3 separate regions of the Homo sapiens genome follow, and regions 2 and 3 are each linked to region 1. Evidence: read pairs that join two places in POLR2A ChIA-PET (ENCODE). Cell type or tissue: GM12878. All regions are shown on one strand. Links, peaks and the distances in the headings refer to the core of each region. The heading gives the core; the rest is flanking DNA.

Evidence for each region. ChIA-PET counts read pairs that join two places held together with the same protein. Peaks named below come from ENCODE experiments on the same cell type or tissue, not always from the same donor. Only the 100,000 strongest peaks of a DNase experiment are listed, where the experiment ranks them.
Region 2: POLR2A ChIA-PET joins it to region 1 with 5 read pairs; 5 of 35 experiments call an interaction of 5 or more read pairs at or near these places.
Region 3: POLR2A ChIA-PET joins it to region 1 with 6 read pairs; 4 of 35 experiments call an interaction of 5 or more read pairs at or near these places.

The regions. Positions count from the first base shown.
Region 1 is chr12:68,481,228-68,486,068 of GRCh38, reverse strand. No RefSeq gene overlaps it. Among named protein-coding and RNA genes, the nearest start is that of LINC02384, 32 kb to the right of the region's middle. In GM12878, for the core only: no CTCF peak of the experiment used is centred there; DNase peaks (open chromatin) are centred at 2,294 and 3,168; H3K27ac peaks cover 1,511 bases.
Region 2 is chr12:68,644,226-68,649,066 of GRCh38, reverse strand. RAP1B (RAP1B, member of RAS oncogene family) reads right to left here. Exons shown (of 8, transcript NM_001010942.3): 2 at 286-368. The coding sequence starts at 342. Among named protein-coding and RNA genes, the nearest start is that of SNORA70G, 19 kb to the right of the region's middle. RefSeq lists a silencer at 1,252-1,452. In GM12878, for the core only: no CTCF peak of the experiment used is centred there; no DNase peak of the experiment used is centred there.
Region 3 is chr12:68,584,462-68,589,302 of GRCh38, reverse strand. No RefSeq gene overlaps it. Among named protein-coding and RNA genes, the nearest start is that of RAP1B, 24 kb to the left of the region's middle. RefSeq lists an enhancer at 1,396-1,445. In GM12878, for the core only: no CTCF peak of the experiment used is centred there; a DNase peak (open chromatin) is centred at 1,722.

The DNA.
Region 1 (4,841 bases), core at 818-3,317:
TCTTCAAGAGTGTTTTGGCTATTTCTGTTTTATTTCTCTTCTACATAATTTTAGAATTGGCTTGTTAATTTCCATATTTAAAAAAGCTGCTTGGATTTTGAATTGAAATTTCACTGGATATATAGATCAATTTAGGAAGACCTAACAGCTTTACAATTTTGAATCTTCCAGTCCTTGAACATGGTACATCCCTCTATTTATTTAGATCTTTATATCCTTTCACTAATGTTTCTCTGTGAAGGTTTTTATGATAATTTCTTAACTTAGGTTTCCTACATAGTTACATGTGGGGCAGGTTTGAAGTTTCAGTTTGATAAGATGATATATTTTCTTCTAAGAGTGGTCTCAGGTTATGGCAAACTTATTCATAGCTATCCTGGGCTGGTAGCCTGTATGTGTTTGATTCCTTTTTCTTTTCCTGTTTTTTTTTTTTTTTTTTTGGTTGTTGTTGTTGTTGTTTTTGAGACGGAGTTTCACTCTTGTTGCCCAGGCTGGAGTGCAATGGCACAATCTTGGCTCACGGCAACCTCTGCCTCCCAGTTCAAGCGAGTCTCCTGCCTCAGCCTCCTGAGGAGCTGGGATTACAGACACCTGCCACCAGGCCCAGCTAATTTTTTGTATTTTTAGTAGAGACAGAGTTTCACTATGTTGGCCAGGCTGGTCTCGAACTCCTGACCTCAGATGATCCACCCGCCTCGGCCTCCCAAAGTGCTGGGATTACAGGCATGAGCCACCGCATCTGGCCCTGATTCCTTTATCACTGATAGCCATTTTAAGCTCCCAGCTTCTTGCAGAAGCTGTTCATAGTGCTTACCTCTAAAATGAGACTGAAGCAAAGGGTAGGTGGAAAAGGGAGCCCTCCATAGAGTCTTTTATAGTTATTTGTATAGTTGGATTTGTTATTTGATGACAATTAATACAACTTAAATTACCTGTAAAATTTAATAGGCAACCATTTCCCCTCCCCCAGCTCCCAAACTTTGGCAACCTTCTCGGTCTTCTCCAACCTTCTCGGTCTTCTCCTTTCTTCACCGGCTCATCACCTGTGCTCCAGCACCTAGCTTTCTTTGATTTGTCTTTGTTCCTTGAGAGTGCCATTCTTCTTTTCACCTGAGGGCCTTTGCATTTCTTGTTCTTTGTTTTTTTTTTTTTTTTATTGATCATTCTTGGGTGTTTCTCGCAGAGGGGGATTTGGCAGGGTCACAGGACAATAGTGGAGGGAAGGTCAGCAGATAAACAAGTGAACAAAGGTCTCTGGTTTTCCTAGGCAGAGGACCCTGCGGCCTTCCGCAATGTTTGTGTCCCTGCGTACTTGAGATTAGGGAGTGGTGATGACTCTTAAGGAGCATGCTGCCTTCAAGCATCTGTTTAACAAAGCACATCTTGCACCGCCCTTAATCCATTCAACCCTGAGTGGATACAGCACATGTTTCAGAGAGCACAGGGTTGGGGGTAAGGTCACCGATCAACAGGATCCCAAGGCAGAAGAATTTTTCTTAGTACAGAACAAAATGAAAAGTCTCCCATGTCTACCTCTTTCTACACCGACACGGCAACCATCCGATTTCTCAATCTTTTCCCCACCTTTCCCCCCTTTCTATTCTACAAAACCGCCATTGTCACCAACAGCTCATTGACAATGGCATTTCTTGTTCTTTAGGTCTGTAATGTTCTTCACAATTTTGCCTAGTTAGCTTTAACTCATCCTTCCGTGGCTCTCCATTTCTACAGCACATCCTCAGAGCAGCCTTCCATGAATTTCAGACAGGGTCATATCCCCTGGTATGTGCTCTTCTAATATCTTATATTTCTCTCTTGCACCATTTACCACACTTTTAATTAAATAATTAATTTTGAAAGTAGTTGTATAATTCCAGATGTGAGCTTCATGTTTGGTCAGGCAGTATGACTGTCTCATTTGCTGATTAATTCCAGGACCTAGCAGAGTACCTCATACATCATAGGCCTTTGAGAAACACTTATTGAAGGAATCAACAAGTAAGGGGATAATATTTTTTAAAGTATACGTCATGCATTTATTACCAACAACCCCCTCAACTCCAAAATCGGGCACAAGGATTGAAAATAAAAAATTCATTGCACTGCTTAGTAAAGCATTACTAGTAACTTTCATTAAAAATGGACAAACTTTGTTAAAAATTTATGAAGCCTTCAGATGATTTGGTTACAGATATTTGTAATATGTGCATTTAAAACTATATGTTAACTGATATAATGGAATATGATTTGAGGAAATGACTCAGCAAATGATTCTACAGACATCCTTGTGAGCATTCATAATCTGAAACAAACAGCAAAATGAGGTCACCAAATGTACCAACAGGGGGAAAATACTTTCTAATGAAGGCCTAAAGATATCTGTGAAAACTATTCTCTGAAGCGAGTTGGGAGATCTCATTCAAAATTATTGCAAGAGGGTCAAATGTAAGAATCTTGGGAAATCACATTTCAGAGAATATATAAAAATCTAAATAGGCTTTCACATTTTCCAGATTTTGCTCAATCAAAATTCAGGACAGAAAGTCCTAATATGAAATCTTGGGTACCCCCATCTGCTCCTAATGAATAAGAAGTATGTTAAAGACCAAAATTATTGGCATAATAATCCATTACATATACATCACATGTAGTGTAATCTTTATTTTTCTTATGAAAAAATCATGTTTAAAAATGGCAAAAAAGTACACATAGGCTGTTTTATATAGCTGTAAAAATTTATATCTGAACAGATCTAACATGATTCTGCTATACTCAGAATTCATTTTATGAGAACATGCAAGTAAAGTACTTTTTCTAATGTATATAAAGATACCTAATTAACAAGGCACACTGTACTAATGACTAGGAAAAGTAGCTTTTTCTCCCCCACCACCCTAAGAATTCTTGTCATGATTTCCCTTTTGCAGTAAAATTTTGAGAAGCAATTGGCAATTTAGGAGGTAACAGGGTATCTTTTGGTAAAATCTTGAATTGTTGAGCTCTTGGGACTGATCTCTCTTTGGGAGTGTCTTTTCTTTGCATGGGGCTTCTAGAGATGTGTTCAGATTTGCTTATTAAGTGTTTAGTGTGTATTAGATCACACATGAATGTGTCCTGACAAGCTCAGCCTAGCCACAGTGAGCAGCTTTGTGGCTAGCAAAAGAGAAAGAGCAGTTGATTTGTACCCAGCTGCTGTCACCTTGGTGATGTACCAGATAGCAAGCAAGCAGATGTTGGTTTGTTGCCTTTGTCCTCTTTCCTCCTAAAACAGTACTGGCGTTCCCACTTGAACACAGCTGTGAGTTTCTTGTGTGTTGTTATTTGTTTTTTGGTGTGAATTGTCATCTTTGATTTTTTTTTAACCCCCACACTCCCCCAGACAAGTCAAAACCTCCAGGTGAATGAGTTTTTTGGGGAGAATCTTAAGTATAGTTTCTGATTCCCCTAAACCTCTTCATGGAACCTTAGGGATCTTAGGCTCCTGGATTGGGAAATTTGAATTATTTTTCTGTTTCTGTTTTGTGCAGTGCAGGCAATGTGGTTCTGTAGTCCCCTATACTTGGAGTGAGTTCTGAGGATACCATCTGTAAAACGTCTCTTCTAGAATCCCCACTGCCTGAAGTCTGTAAAGGCCCTCTGCCCACGAACAAAGGAGGGACTTAATAACCCACTAAGGATTTTGGTAGGAAAAGGTAATTATTTCCCAAGATGAGGGCTGCCTGGGAGACTCTTCTGCTATCCCCAGGAGTCCCTTCCTCTATGCTGATTTCTAGGCTCCTATCATCCAACATCTTCAACTTCAGATGCAAGCTGGTCTCTTACTGCCTCCCTGGAGTTTTGTTGTTGGACAATTTCCTGTCCATGGATCCTCATGAGATTATGCTGAAATTTCATTCCCAATGTCATCAGGAATGAAACTAACCAAAATTGAACTCTAGAGAATGTGCTTTAATATCTAAGAACGCAGCTAAGTAATTGCTGTGTTCATCAGAGGAGGAAATCATTCACTATAAAATGCTGTAGGACAGACAACTCATTTTTAAGCAAGTTCATAATGGGAATTGCCTAAACAGAATTAAACTTTTATGGATTTTTTTTAAAAGAACCTATTTATTCATCAGACTTAAGAGAAACATTTCATTTCACTTAACTAAAAGGGCAGAAATTTTTGATGTCTCGATTACACAGGAAATGTGTTATGCACATGTTCATTAGAGTTTAATGGATGACTTCAGTTGTAAAAAAAGTTCGGCCATGTTGAGACTCTTGCTCAATGATCCCTGGTAAAATCCCCTTCTTGCTACTCACTCTGTAATCAGATGTTACATCTATCGACCCAATTCTTTTGAATGGTTTCTAAAAAGGAGAGGCCATTAGTTCAAATGTGCCATTTTCGCCTGTCAAAAGGCAATTTGCAAATGAACATTACACTCTAGGAAGCAGAGCTCTTCCATTCTCAGAAAAAAGTGATGATAATTGGAATTTGCATATGTTTCTTTTTTGAGAGACAGACCACAGAGTTTGTTTATGACTATCTTTAGCACCAACGGGAAGCTCATGATGAAATGGAGGGGAAAAGAGTTAAAATGTTTTAAAACTCATGGGAAATATGTTCCAAATGATCCAGGGGCTTTTAAAAGTCCATTTTAAAAACATGAGAATGGTGTAGCGTGGGGTTGTTTTTTCGGTAGCAGGGAAGGGCATCACTTTGCCAACTGCACTTTCTGGCCCTGGGATCAGCTGCTCATTATTTGTCTGAAGAATAACTGGGTGGGACCAAGGCTGCAGTCTTTAGCAGTGGAAAAGGTGATTCTTTGTGAAAAACTTAACTAGTTGGTAGA
Region 2 (4,841 bases), core at 766-3,265, 160 kb before region 1:
GAAATGCGAATGCAAAAAGACATGTATTTGTACGCTCTCAATCTCTGTGCTTAGCTCAAATTGTATTCCAGCATAACTCGTGTCATTCTGGAGTCAATGTTCCAGAGAGAATATGATCCACCCAGATATAATTAAAAGTTGAATAAAATTACAAGAAAAATATTATATTGCTTCTAAAGTCATTAAGGAATTTTATCTTAACAAAGACAAATCATCAAAACCTAAAACTCAACAGAAAAAGAACGTCTTGGAGTGAAAGGCTTAGGTAAAGTAAGAATGACTTACCAAAGCAGACTTTCCAACGCCTCCTGAGCCAAGAACGACTAGCTTATACTCACGCATGATGCAAGCTTGTCAAAACCTAGTACCTTATTAAAGGAAAAAAAAAAAAAGAATTCTAAGTAAAGTTGTGTATTCCTGTGCTTTTCACAGAAATAAAACATTCAGGAAAATAGATTTATTTAAAATGATTACTATACAACCCTAGTATGGAGCACCCTATAAGCAGACTTATTAAAAGATGCTCAGAGGTAGAAGAAAACTACAGAATTACAGACATGACTTTGAGCCCGATCCAGGATAGAGCACAGGTCTGAAAAGAAATCCAACCTATCACCTGTTTTGTTACATCAAGTTTTACTCAAACACAGCCATATCCACTCATTTGTGTATTGTCTGTGGTTTCTTCTGTGCTGTAACAGCAAAGTAGTTACAACAGAGCCTAAATATTTACGTATCTGGCCAAGCCCTGGCATACATAAATGGTAAATATAATATGTTGGTAGAGGAAGCAGAAGACCAAATATTTATTCCTAAAGTGGGGAACGTACAGACAACCTGAAAATGGTCTTGAATCAGAGGCAGAACTGAAGAATATGAGTTCCCAGACTGAAAACGTCTACTTAGAATGTTTAGTATGATGAAATAGTAGAAATAAAAACAAAATATATCCAGAAAGAAACAATCCATACCAAGGCTTATCATTATAAAATTTCAGTATATGAACAATAGACAGAAGGTCTTCAAGGATTCCAGGGTGGGGGCATTACATGAGAATAAAAGGCTCCTACATTCCTAGAAAAAAACTAAAGAGTCAGTAAAGTGGTACAAAGGTAGCAACCAGAACAGATTTTAAAACTTCTGATCAAGAAATGACAGTTTTTTGGGTCATGGTTAACAAAGCTACTATAACTGATTTAAATGATTTTAATCAACTAATAACAATTTGCCTCAGAGGATATGCTTCTACAAACTAACCAACTAATGAGGGTTCCTTACTTCTGAAACTCAGGCAATCAAAAATGGCCTGTTAAACAGACACATCCCAAAGCCAACCAATCAACAACTGTCTTCACTTGAGTGACAGTGCTTCTATAGCTAACATTAACCTGCTCCTGTCTTTGAAAGTTTGCCAACCATGGAACTTCCTAATTCCCCAAAATCCTGTAAGACCAGCAGTCTAGCAAGGTTGGGGAAATTAAAAAAAAAAAAAAGGGAAAAAAAGAGCAGTGTATCTGACCAGGATAGCTTAGGTAATCAAGAACTCGGCCAGATGTGGTGGCTCATGTCTGTAATCCCAGCACTTTGGGAGGCTGAGGTGGGTGGATCACTTGAAATCAGGAGCTCAAGACCAGCCTGGCCAACATGGCAAAACCCTTTTTTGGGGGGGGGGGGGGGGGCGGGGAGTGGAGTGGGGGGCAGGGACAGGGCTTCACCATGTTGGCCAGGATGGTCTCGATCTCTTGACCTCATGATCCACCTGCCTCGGCCTCCCAAAGTGCTGGGATTACAGGCGTGAGCCACCACACCCGGCTTCAAAACCCTGTTTCTACAAAAAAAGACAAAAATTAGCTGGGTGTGGTGGTACACGCCTGTAATCACAGCTACTCGCAAAGCCGAGGCATGAGAATCGCTTGAACCTGGGAGGTGGAGGTTGCAGTGAGCTGAGATCACACCACTGGAGTCCAGCCTGGGCAACACAGTGAGATTCTGTCTCAAAAAGATTCAATAGGATACAAAATAAAAATTGATTTAAGGAAATTTTCAAAAGTATTCTGGCAAAGACCCAACAGTTAAAGTAAAGAGATGGCCTTTCTTTTTGTATATGGGTTCAGGTCTGAAATAGGAAACCTAAAATGGAAAATTGGTAATCCGAAAAAATCTACAATGGTTGAGATTTTCAGAGTCTTACAAACAAACTAGAAAAAACTAAATAAAAAGGTCTTTGTTTTCGAAGAAATGCAAGCCCACAGATGAGGCTACTTGTACAAACAGAGCCACAGGAGGAACTGATGTTGCATGTTCACTAACAAATGGAAGTACAATAACCCCAAATCTGTTCATTATTGCTGCTCCAAAGGAAATATGAGCATCCAATTCTCCACCCTTCCTCCACTGGGAGTGAGAGTGGGACTGACTACATATAGTCACAGGAAACCTTTTGGGGGTGATGGAAGTGTTCTAAAAACTAGTTGTAGTGGGCCGGGCGCAGTGGCCCACACCTGTAATCCTAGCACTTTGGGAGGCTGAGGCAGGCGGATCACAAGGTCAGGAGTTCAGCCTGGCCAATATGGTGAAACCCCGTTTCTACTAAAAGTACAAAAATTAGCTGGGCATGGTGGTGGGCACATGTAATCCCAGCTACTCGGGAGGCTAAGGCAGGAGAATCGAGTGAACCCGAGAAGTGGAGGTTGCAGTAAGCTGAGATCGTGCCACTGCACTCCAGCCCCGGTGAGACTGCAACACTCCATCTCAAAAAAAAAAACACACCAAAAACTGGTTGTAGTGATGGCTGCATAACTATATATTCACTAAAACCTCCAAACATAACACAACTGACCGAAACAACATAAAAACTACAATTTTAAAATACTGAATATAAAAACTATACATTTATCAGAGGTGATTTTTCTAAGAGACGTATGCCTTTCTTATTTCACAAAGGTGGCTGAGTTGGCTGTGGGAGCTACACTTCTTAGTGAGGTGACTGGGACTCTTTTTCCCAGCTGCTTCATTTATCCATGAATGAGCATTATTATTTGTTGCTAGAATGAGTCAGGTTCATCCATATTATTGTATCTATCAGTAACTTGCTCCTTTTATTTATTACTGTTGATTAAAATATACCACATGAATACATGATATTTTCTTTACCCATTCACACCAGCTGATTTCCAGTTTGGGGATATTATCAGGGTATTTCTGTTACCTTAAACAGCAAAACAAAACAAAAAAAACCCAACAGTACAATAGTCAAGATTTGAATCAGTATTTTTCAAATCTGTGCTTTCTACTACACCAGCCTTGAAAAGACTGAAAAACAGATTTTTATTGCGAATGCCAACTCTGACTGACTGGCAACAGCCATTATCCTGTTTTTAGGATGGTGTGGTTGCATCTAGTTTTGCAGAAAAGACAACTCTGTTCAATAAGCAACATAATTGGCTTGTGGTGCTGGTAGGGACTGGGAAAGAGCTGTAGCACCTGTTATTTGTATAGCGTATTTGTGATCTTTAGGCATAACCTTTCTGTTCAAGTGTTCTTTTCCTGAAGTCCTTAGCTCAGGTTAAGAATGAGCACTTTGAAATATGTCAATTCCCTAAAATTTCATGCACAATTAAAAATGGGAATAGTTACATCAGATTTTCAAAGACATTTGTGACAACTACTATTTGAGACATTGAGACTAATTGTTCTCTTTCACAGAACCCCATGGGGGGACAATTTTGACAGCACAGCATAGTGGCTAATGGTACCTAAGTTTCAAATTGTGGTTTTCTATAATCTTGGGCAAGTCACGAAACCTTTCAGAGCCTCACTTTCCTTCCAGGTAAAATTAAGATAGTAACAGCTACATGATAAGGTTGTGAGATGGATTACAAAGAATGTAAACTCCATGAGGATAGGGATTTTTTTTGTTTTACTCACTGCCATATTCCCAGAACCTGAAACTGTGCCTGAAATATGTGATCAATAAATTAAAGAAAGAATAAGGAAAGAAATGTAGTAATTCTTCAGAGTCACTGACACAACACCTTGCACATACTCGTCAACAAAAGATAAATTTCAGGCCAGGCGTGGTGGCTCACGCCTGTAATCCCAGCACTTTGGGAGGCCGAGGCGGTTGGATCACTGGACCAGCTGGACCAGGCTGGTCAGAAGTTCAAGACCAGCCTGGCCAACATGGCAAAGCCTCTACTAAAAATACAAAATTAGCCGGGTGTGGTGGCACATGCCTGTAATCCTACTTACTCGGAAGGCTGAGGCAGGAGAACTGCTTGAACCCAGGAGGTGGAGGTTGCAGTGAGCCCAGATCGCACCACTGCACTCCAGCCTGGGCGACACAGCAAGACTCCATCTCAAAAAAAAAAAAAAAAAAAAGTAACTTTTAAAATAAGAGTAACAATGGTTTGAGCTGCCACTCAGTACACTAAAGAGGACTGCTATTCCTTCAGTTGAGAATCACTGCTCGACTTTTTTTTTTGAGATGGAGTCTTGCTCTGTCACCCAGGCTGGAGTGCAGTGGCGCCATCTCGACTCACTGCAACCTCCGCCTCCCAGGTTCATGCCATTCTCCTGCCTCAGCCTCCTGAGTAGCTGGGACTACAGGTGCCCACCATCACGCCCAGCTAATTTTTTGTATTTTTTTAGTAGAGACGGGGTTTCACCGCGTTAGCCAGATTGGTCTCAATCTCCTGATCCGCCCGCCTTGGCCTCCCAAAGTGCTGGGATTACAGGCGTGAGCCACCGTGCCCGGCCCACTGTTCCACTCTTTAATCTACTAGCTCAAAAACATGTAAGAACCCTCCATGTCAATATAAAAAAGCAAAAACCTGTGCATA
Region 3 (4,841 bases), core at 766-3,265, 100 kb before region 1:
TGTTCCACAGATCCCTAGACGGGGGCACAATCCAACCAAGCTCTTTGCCACGGTGTAACAAAAGTGACCTTTGCCCCAGTTCCCAATAAGTTCCTCATCTCCATCTGAGAACTCATGAACTCATCAGCTTGGCCATCTCTGTTCATATCACCATCAGCATTTTGGTCACAATCATTCAACAAGTCTCTAGTAAGTTCCAAACTTTCCCTCACCTCCCTGTCTTCTTCTGAGCCCTCCACACTCTTCCAACCTCTTCCCATTACCCAGTCCCAAAGCCATTTCCACATTTTTAGTTATCTTTATAGCAATGCCCTACTCCTCAGTACCACTTTTCTGTATTAGTCCATTCTCACATTGCTATAAGGAAATCCTTGAGCTGGGCCAGGCATGGTGGCTCACGCCTGTAATCCCAGCACTTTGGGAGGCTGAGGCGGGTGGATCATGAGGTCAAGAGATCGAGACCATCCTGGTCAACATGGTGAAACCCCATCTTTACTAAAAATACAAAAATTAGCTGGACATGGTGGCATGCACCTGTAGTCCTAACTACCTGGGAGGCTGAGGCAGGAGAATCACTTGAACCCGGGAGGTGGAGGCTCCAGTGAGTTGAGATGGCACCACTGCACTCCAGCCTGGTAACAAAGTGAGGCTTTAAAAAAAAAATACTTGAGCTGGGCACAGTGGCTCATGCCTGTAATCCCAGCACTTTGAGAGGCTAAGGTGGGTGGATCACCTGAGGTCAAGAGTTCAAGACCAGCCTGGCCAACATGGCAAAACCCCGTCTCTACTAAAAATACAAAAATTAGCTGGGCATGATGGTGCATGCCTGTAATCCTAGCTACTTGGGAGGTTGAGGTAGGAGAATCACTTGAACCTGGGAGGCAGATGTTGGAGTGAGCCATGATCACACCATTGCACTCCAGCCTGGATGACAAGAGTGAAACTATGCCTAAAAAAAAAAGAAAAAAAAAAAAAGCCGGGTGTGGTGGCTCACGCCTGTAATCCCAGCACTTTGGGAGGCCAAGGTGGGTGGATCACCTGAGGTCAGGACTTCAAGACTAGCCTGGCCAACATGGTAAAACCCCATCTCTACTAAAAATACAAAAATTAGCTGGGTGTGGTGGCAGGCACCTGTAATCCTAGCTACTTGGGAGACTGAGGCAGGAGAATCACTTGAACCTGGGAGGGGTAGGTTGCAGTGAGCTGAGATTGCGCCACTGCATTCCAGCCTGGGGGACAAGAGTGAGACTCCGTCTCAAAAAAAAAAAAAAAAAAGAAAAAAAAAAGAAATACCTGAGACTGGTTAATTTGTAATGAAAAGAGGTTTAATTGGCTCATGGTCCCACAGGCTATACAGGAAGCAATGAAGCATCTCCTTCTGGGGAGGCCTCAAGAAACTTACAATCATGGTGCCAGAGGGCAAAGTGGGAGCAGGCATCTTACATGGCAGGTGCAGGACCAAGAGCGAGAGAGGGGAGGTGCCACACACTTTTAAACAGCCAGATCTCACGAGAACTCTATCATGAGAACAGCACCAAAGGGATGGTGCTAACCATTCAAGAAGGACCATCTCAGTGATCCAATCACCTCCCACCAGGCTCCATCTCCAACACTGGGGATTAAAATTTGACATGAAATGTGGGCAGGGACACAGATCCAAACTATAGCACATGGTGACTGTGGTAGCTCTGACAGTGGAGGCAGGGAGCTCCCCTGTGCTGGTAATGTGGTTTTAATACACTGACAGTGGTTACTTAGTCAAGCTCTAGAGAACAGTCTTGGAAGCAGCTTCCTCTTTAACGACAAGGACAAAATTCTCAGCAGTGGCCACAAGAACATTGGCAATAGTAGCTGTTCTGCCATTTTCAGTGGTCTCTCCAGCACCACTGCAAACTAAATAGAAAACAAATGCAAATTTTATGTCTTTTTATGAAAATGTAGCTCCTGGTCTTGCTTGGAAACACATCAGTTCTGTAAAATAGAGCACTTTTTTATACCCTAATTTTCTCAAGAAATGATGTCATTTGTTTCTCAAATATTTAATATTTCTGTAACTACATGGTAAATCAAGATTGCTTTTCAATTCTTTGTGGTTTTTTTTTTGTTTGTTTGTTTTTTTTTTTTTTTTTTTTTTTTTTTTTTGAGACGGAGTCTCACTGTTTCCCAGGCTGGAGTGCAGTGGTGTGATCTCGGCTCACTGCAAGCTCCGCCTTCTGGTTCACGCCATTCTCCTGCCTCATCCTCCCGAGTAGCTGGGACTACAGGCGCCCCCCACCACGCCCAGCTAATTTTTTGTATTTTTTAGTAGAGACGGGGTTTCACCGTGTTAGCCAGGATGGTCTCAATCTCCTGACCTTGTGATCCACCCGCCTCCGCCTCCCAAAGTGCTGGGATTACAGGCATGAGCCACTGCACCCAGCTGCTTTTCAATTCTTCTGGTATTTTCAGCTTGGTGGTATGTAGTAGCTAGGTGATGACATTAGATAACATTGTTTTTAGAAAGGGAAATTTAAAATAATGTGTCTAGTTGGGACTCTACAGAGAAAAGAAGACAGTAAGTAATTAGCCAATTTATAACTAGGAACAAAAGATATAGCTCCAACCTTTACTTTTGAACAAAACAATGAAATAATATAAAAATAGAACAGTACTTTTTAGGTAATATAAGTGAGTTGAAACCTCGGCCAGGCATGGTGGCTCACTCCTGTAATCCCAGCACTTTGGGAGGCCGAGGTGGGTGGATCACCTGAGGTCAGGAGTTCGAGACCAGCCTGACCAACATGATGCAACCCCATCTCTACTGAAAATAAAAAAAAATTAGCTTGGCGTGGTGGTGCATGCCTGTAATCCCAGCTACTCAGGAGGCTGAGGCAGGAGAATCGTTTGAACCCGGGAGGCAGAGGTTGCAGTGAGCCAAGACCTCACCATTGCACTCTAGCCTGGGCAATAAGAGCAAAAGACTCCATCTCAAAAAACAGCAACAATGAAAAACCCTCATAAGAACATTGTATACGCTGTATAGCGTTTTTGGCCTTAACTATCTCTGCACATGGTAGAGTTTAAAGCTTCTTAAATTACACAATTTGCAGAATGCCACATAGTCTGACTTCCTTTACTGCATCGGTCATAGGGGACTGCTATGGTAGATCCTTTTCTTCTGCCTGTCTGGGAGATTCCTACCATTGCAAGCACTTCCTATGAGGTCAGAAATGACAAATGTATAGCAGACATGTCTATGCCCAGAGGACCACCACTCATCCATTCCAGCACTCTTTTTTTTTTCTTTTGAGACAGAGTTTCGCTCTTGTCATCCATGCTGGAGTACAGTGGCGTGACCTCTGCTCACTGCAACCTCCGCCTCCCAGGTTTAAGCAATTCTCCTGCCTCAGCCTCCCAAGTAGCTGGGATTACAGGCACCTGCCACCATGCCAGCTAATTTTTGTATTTTTAGTAAGGATGGGATTTCACCATGTTGGCCAGGCTGGTCTGGAACTCCTGACGTCAGGTGATCCAGCCGCCTCAGCCACCCAAAGTGCTGGGATTACAGGCATGGGCCACGGCTCCTGGCCCCAGCAATCTTTACCACTGAGCCCATGCATGGCCTCAGAATCCTTATCAGCTCACCATTCTAGGGCCCACTACCAATCGGTTGGAATTAACAGGAGATGAACTGTATTTGGTATTTTTGGATTAGGGAATTAAAACAGGGGCATTAGCTCTAAAGCCTATAGGGAAGTGAGGCTGTAATCCCAGCACTTAGGGAGGCTAAGGTGGGAGGATTGCTAGAGCCTGGGAGTTCAAAACCAGCCTGGGCAAGAGAGAGAACCCATTTCTACAAAAAATAAAAATTTAGCCAGGCATGTTGATGTGTCCTTGTAGTCCCAGCCAGTTGGAAGGCTGAGGCCATAGGATCACTTGAGCCCAAGAGGTTGAGGCTGCAGTGAGCTGTGATTGTGCCACTGCACTCCAGCCTGGGTGGCAAAGAAAGACCCTGTCTCAAATGAATAAATAAATAAAGTGAAATGAATGTATGTTACCTAGCAAAGAAGAAATTGACTTGCCAAGAATAAGACCTTTTTTGTTTTAATTTTTAATATCAGCTTAATATCTGGGCCTGAAGAATCAGGAGAGAGAGTTTGAGCATGAGGAAGCTAAGAATGGTAATGACCAGGTCTGCAGTTTGAGGAGCAGGACCAGGGAGGCAGCACAGAGAAGAGTAGATGAGAGAAAAAGCCAAATTTGGCTTGTTTTGCAATTCCCTGGGATCATGTTACTCCAGCTTGGTCTCTTTCCTAGTGCGGGCTACTAACAGTGACTCACCTGCCAGTTCCTGCATTACCTGGACTTTTTGGAAGTCTTCCACCAAATACTGGTTAGAGCAGCCCAGCCCCATCCACCTTGTGACAACTGACATCATGCTCGAAGCAAATCTGAGTAAATAGTAAATCCCTGTGCTGATCATTTCTAGTGAAAACGGAAAAAAAGCTTTTCTTTTCTTTCTTTTTTTTTTTTTTTGAGACGGAGGCTCGCTCTTTTGCCCAGGCTGGAGTGCAGTGGAGCGATCTTGGCTCACTGCAAGCTCCGCCTCCCGGGTTCACGCCATTCTCCTGCCTCAGCCTCCCGAGTAGGTGGGACTACAGGCGCCCGCACGGAGCCTGGCTAATTTTTTGTATTTTTTGTATTTTTTTTTTTTTTTTTTTTTTTAGTAGAGACGGGGTTTCACCGTGTTAGCCAGGATGGTCGCGATCTCCTGACCTCGTGATCCCCCCGCCTCGGCCTCCCAAAGTGCTGGGATTACAGGTGTGAGCCACCGCTCCTGGCAAGGAAATAAAGCTCTTAGT